2 separate regions of the Homo sapiens genome follow, and region 2 is linked to region 1. A link is a contact called in ENCODE Hi-C or POLR2A ChIA-PET data. All regions are on one chromosome and are shown on one strand. Each heading gives the region's core, a stretch centred on a gene start or an enhancer-like site at or near the end of the contact. The rest is flanking DNA. Distances are from core to core; before and after follow the strand shown. Region 1 overlaps IGSF3 (immunoglobulin superfamily member 3). Region 2 has its middle 16 kb from the start of CD2.

Evidence for each region. A loop is a pair of places that touch in the nucleus more often than their neighbours do. ChIA-PET counts read pairs that join two places held with the same protein, here RNA polymerase II (POLR2A). Pooled maps may share reads with other maps.
Region 2: a pooled map shows a loop between it and region 1 (4-fold over the local background). The contact joins two enhancer-like sites. A Hi-C loop is called at or near these places in 2 of 50 pooled maps. POLR2A ChIA-PET finds 5 or more read pairs at or near these places in 2 of 52 experiments (PC-3 and activated CD4-positive, alpha-beta T cell).

Annotation. Positions count from the first base shown.
Region 1 is chr1:116,626,008-116,628,855 of GRCh38, forward strand. All of the region lies in intron 2 of IGSF3 (immunoglobulin superfamily member 3), which reads right to left. Among named protein-coding and RNA genes, the nearest start is that of IGSF3, 40 kb to the right of the region's middle. Within about 2 kb of position 1,489, at least 4 of the 41 ENCODE cell types and tissues checked have a DNase peak (open chromatin) inside an H3K27ac peak, as active enhancers do.
Region 2 is chr1:116,737,453-116,740,300 of GRCh38, forward strand. It overlaps the pseudogene NEFHP1. Among named protein-coding and RNA genes, the nearest start is that of CD2, 16 kb to the right of the region's middle. RefSeq lists enhancers at 655-954, 1,423-1,632. Within about 2 kb of position 1,484, at least 5 of the 41 ENCODE cell types and tissues checked have a DNase peak (open chromatin) inside an H3K27ac peak, as active enhancers do.

The DNA.
Region 1 (2,848 bases), core at 239-2,738:
AGCTGCTGCCTAATTCCCTCATTACTAAATGTTGAAGCTGCTTCCTTAGAGGACTGCTAAACCATAACTCAAAAATATTTTAAACATGCTACTATTTACTTAGATTAGAATATTTACTTAAATATTTTAAAAATTACAGTATTTTAAGTCTTTTATCTCTTCTGACTACTACCACTAACCCTGCTTCCCCTCATTTTTCCAGAGATTAGCACTACTGTGATTTAAGGATAGAGCTCTCCAGACTTAAAAAAAAAATGCTTTTATATCCAGATATATGTAACCACTGAAAAATACACATTATTTTTCAGCATTTTTTACATAAACATTATCGTCCCTTTCATTGAGTTATGATCCTCAGTTTTCCTCCTCAAAGTTTTTGAGATCAAATATAGTTCCCATTTTTCCTCTTTATATAGCTGCACAGTATTCCATCATAGGATTACACCACATTTTATTTATTCCAATATTAATGAATATTTAGGTTATTTATACTTTTTTTTTCTATAACCAACAAGCCCATGCCTTCTACTGCTTATCCTTTCCCCACCTGAATTTGTACAATCCCCAGCTTCTCTTATCCATGACCATTGAAACCCCAGGGAAGACCTTATCACTTTCAGGATGTCCATGGCTATTTCACCCTATGCCATGCTTGGAACCAGGAAAGCCCAAAAGACCCCACTTCCCGCCCTTCTATTCTGCTCCTCCTCTCCTATCGCTCATTTCTTTGACTCCATCCTCCACTCCTCCCAGAAAAGGTAGGGATAGCACCTGAGTCCTGCCACCCTCTCACCTGCATTCCCCCTCACTCTCATGCGAAAGACAGCACAGAAGCAGCATCCAAAAAGAAAGGCAGCGAGGGAGCCCTGCAGCCTGCCCTAGGCCAGCCATGCCCACAGCCACAGGAATAGACACTTTTTTCAGCCCAACCTAGAATCAAGGCAGCATCTAATAGAAATGCTTATAAGTAAATATAAGTGCTAGTATTTGCCTTCTATTTTCTAGAGGGGAAAAAAATTAAAAGGCAAGATCAGATTACTTGCCTGTAAATGTTCTCCCTGTAATTACTCTGACCGCTCTTTCTTTCCGTCCGGTTTTGGAGATAACAGAAATAGGCTGAGTGTTGGGCATTTTTTTTTAAAGAGGGCAGCTTCGTGGCAACACTCCCTCTGAGAAGTCCAGAGGCTCAGTGAACCGCAGCTTAGAGTGAGTTCCAGTAAAAGGACCATCACTCGAACCAGTAAGTGCCTCATTCCTTCTCACAGCATACATTTCACAGCAATTACTGTTGCTATTATTTTACGCTTCATTTCTGGACCTAGGATACCCCAGTTTCTCCAGACTCTCAGTCTGGTCCCCAGATTTTCAGTCTGGGAGAAAGGTGTCTGCTGGATTTCAAACAGTCCCTCTACTGGCCGCCACCACCACCCTCTCCTAAAGAGGACTGGAATAACTTCCACAGCTCCTGCCACACTCAGCACTGCCTGCACCTCCTCCTGGAGCTGGCAGGGCCCCAGCAGTGCGCCTCTCAATGCTCTCACAGCTTCAGGAAGAGGACTGCTAAGCCCAGGGCCCTGCTGACAACAGGCCGGGAGCGCATCTGCAGGCAGCGTCAGGATGTCAGCTACCAGGCAGCAGAGGGATGCGGGGCGCCAACAGCAAAAGCACTTGGGGGGCTTTTTCAAGTGGCATCAGAACTAGACCTGGATACAAAGGGGTGGCCCTGGCTTCAGGAAGCCCATGATAAGTCAGTCTGCTGTGTCCTTCAACACAGTGTCCCCACCTTCTGTCTCCCAACACTAGGCCATGGAGACACAAAACTAGAAAATGGGGCTGCCTAGCTAGGAATGCCCAGGCAGTGAATTGGGGTCTCCAAAGGAACCTCAGAGCCGTGTCCTACTCAGAGCAGCCCCTTCAGCTCTTCACCCTGGAAAGCACTCCGGTACAAAACAGGAATATTCCTCTTCTCCTGACTCTGCCCAAGGCACTGCTGTGACCCTCTCAGCAGTGGAAGCACTAGCCAATGTGCCATCCTCTTGGATGATAGCTGGATAATCGCAATAAGCAGAGCCCCAATAACTAGCTCCAGTGTGTGGGCAGAAGTGGAGAGGATGGAGAAAGGATACAAAAAGACACTGTGGGATTTCAGGGCAACCCATGAGTGAGGATCACAGCACAGCTATGCCTTGCAAGGACCAGAACTGGAAAACCTTTGTGACTTAGACCACCCTCCTCAGGACAGCTCCCGCCACTCTTCAGGGACAAAGTTCCTTTACTCAGCCATAGTTTCTGTGCTCCAAATACTCAGCTTACACATGCCTGTTGCTGCTGCACTCCCCACTGTGGTTCTCAGCGCAAATTCCCCAGAAAGCAATCTGACTGGCTGGGAGACTTTTTTTTTTAACCAGGCCCCCAGAGTTGTAGATTTTGGGGTCATTTACAATGTGCATTTCCCCAACACACTCAGATCTAGGTGACCTTGACCAGATGGGCATCTGTATTCCATTACCCAGCATATAACCACTTTGGGCAACAGGGACTGTGAAGGGCCCCCAAACCATTCCCCACCAAGAGTGTGGGTGGCAGGCACCCTGAAATATGTCTAGCATACTCATAAAGCATGAACATCTACACGTAACTAAAAATAAATACTGAGAGCACTGACACTGCTTCTGGGGGTTTTCCCAAGCACGTGTTACGTATGATAATAATGGATGGCCGCTCCTTCCCCCTCAGCTTTGACTTTCATTGCTGGTGGCTCAGGCTCCTGTGCTTGGCTCTCATCAGTGGGTAGCCCTGGATTGGACATTTTCCCTATTCAATTCAAGGACCATGTTCTTGAGCATAA
Region 2 (2,848 bases), core at 234-2,733, 110 kb after region 1:
GTTGCTGCCAGAGGGTGGCAGCAGCAGGCAGGGACTTTGGCCCACGGTCCTTTGAAAAAAGCTACCCTGGAAACTGCCAGAAAGGGATACATTCGCTGGGTTGCCCTGAGATGATCAGCTCATCTGACTGAAGAGATTGCCCTCTCTCCTGGAGTGGGATCTGGCCAGGGCTGAACCAAACCCCAGAAGTCTTCCCTTGAGTGATTTTCCCCAGATGTTTTTTACGGCCACCCTCACCATCACGATGCTGTCCTGAAATTTCCGGCATTCGGTGTAGGTGTTTTCTTGGTGACCTCATCTAGTCTTCACCACAAACTTTTGAGTATAAGTGAGCAGGCCAGATTGTAACTCCTTCCCACAGATCATCATTTTTTTTTTTAAATTTTCATTTTTATAGAGACAGGGTCTCACTATGTTGCCCAGGCTGGTCTTGAACTCTGGCCTCAAGCGATCCACTTGCCTTGACCTCCCAAAGTGTTGGGATTACAGGCGTGAGCCACGGCACCTGGCTGCACCTCACCATTTCAGACATGACAAAACTGAGGCCCAAAGAGGTTACTTTGAAGATCACACAGATACTAAATAGGAAAAAGTTAGAATTTGCATTTTAAGCCTGGGTTTCTTTTTTTAGCTTGAATTCCATTACATCATCACTTCTTTCACCTTGCTTGTTCAGTTATTCATACAACCAGCACTTTTTGGGCTCTTGCAGTTTGCTGGAGAGCTGCATAGACTTCCTACTACTTAGCCATGGTGGCCGCTCTCCTGGCCTAGGCGAGCCGATGTCTCCCACCCTTTCTGTTCAGAGCTAGGGCCTCAGTCTATCTTCCTCTACTCTGGGCAGCAGGCGCCACCTCCTTAGTGTTCTGGGGCTCATATCCCAAGCCCAACAGCTGAGAAAGGGCTCTGTCTCCCCCTGCTCCCTACATCACAGCTTCTTAGATCACAATCTCACAGGCCCTGCTGGCTTTATACTTAGGCAATCCTGAGAAATAACTAGGAAGAGGAGGGTAACAAAAACAAAAATAAAAAGCAGAGAAAAGTAACGCATACCTAAGGAATCATATAAAGTTTCCTAGTTCTTCTCAATCTACAGTTCACGACTTCTCTGCTACGAAGTCTTCAAGCCCTGAGCTTGAGTTCTCCTGACTTACTTCCGAAGGTGAAACTTCTCTATTTTGTCTCTTTTATTCTCTTAAGTTGGCCTCATTATCAGGAACATAGAGGCAATCTGGGAAGAAAGCTGACATTTGTTGAGCATCTCCTAGGGCCAGGCATCGTGCTAGACCCTGGACACACGTCACTTCATTTGACCTCACAATAGGCTTGAGAACAAAGCATTTGTCTTCTTTTACAAATGTGGAAACCGAGACGCAAAGACATGAAATGACATGCCTAAATTCGTGTTTCTAGCATGTGGTGGCTCAAAGCTCTTTTCCCTTAAAGCACATGATTATACAGCTAGCAACAAGCATGTACCCCTTCTCTCAGAGGTGTTTAACGCTTGGGGGAATTCCAAGGTCAGTGACTTTCATATCCGGAACCCAGGCTTCACACAGGAACTGGCACTGTGGGCCGATTCTGTCCTCTCTGCTTTGTGGGTGGGAAGCCCAAGAGGAAAAGAAAACTCAGTTTTTGCCTTGGAGGAGATAACACCTGACAAAGGAACAAGCTCTCAGAGACAGACTTTTTGGCTGGAAAAGAGTACATCTGCTGCCATGGTGCATGCATTGGTGGCCGATAACATTAGGCTGCTTTTGTGAGAACACTCACCTCTTTGCCTGGCAGTGACAATGTTTGTGGAATCTGATTTTGCTGCTGATACTGATACTGAAATTCTGCTGTGATCATCTAGATACAACCAAGATAAACATCAATAGGACCTGGCCACAGACACACAGTGTGGCCTTTCTGATCATCACTGAAGCCCTGGCAAATATCAGTTTTTTTTCTTTTTGTCGTTTTATAAGCACTTTGTTTTATTGCACAGAAGCAATTGAAACTGGACACAGGTGGAAAGTGCGCCCTGGCATAATTCAGTGCCCAGTGCCCGGCCCCACCTGGACCACTCTTCCAGAATAGAGGTCTCTGGGCAAGGGCTTGACCACTCCTTTGGAAAACAGAAGGCATTTGGGAACAGGTTAAGACATCTCAAGCATAATGTGTTTCTAACTGCTTGTGGTCATCTGTCAGTTGCACATAGAGGCAATAAATGCACTTATTTGGAAAGGAGGGGGGCAGTTTTTATAGTCAAGTATTTACGTATGGCATTTGGCATGTATCACATTCGGCTACATAAGCTATCATAACATAATTGTCCATCGCCTCGGGAGGGTGTGGGGGCAGGAGGCTGGGATTGCCCTCTTTTGCTAACATATTGCTAATGAAGTTCCTGTTTGAAGAGGGAGGCCCTGTCATCTAAGCAGTTTCTTCTTACATAAAAAGTAAAAATTGCATTACTCTGATCCTTGAGCTCCAGGACCCTTTTGAGTTTCTTTGGCTGCTCCAGACATTCCTTTCTCCCTGCCTTACTTCCCCTTGGCAGCCTTGTCTTCTGTGGCCTTCTCTGGAGGCCTGCTGTCTTTTTGGTCTGTGCTGGAGGATTTTTCAGCCTTTTCCGCCTTAGGTTCACTGAGCTCCTTTGAGAGGGTCGTCTTTGGCTTTGGGTCTTGGGTTTCTCCTCAGGCTTCTTGAACTCAGTGGCCTTCTCCTCCTTGGTATCTTTTTTCTCCATTGCTGCTGCCGCCTCCTCCCTCTCTGCTGGTTTTCTGGGTTCCTTGGCCTTGGCATCATCTGGTTCCTTCTTGGCCATCTCTGTCTTCTCTTTGGGTTTAGCGTCTTCCTTCAC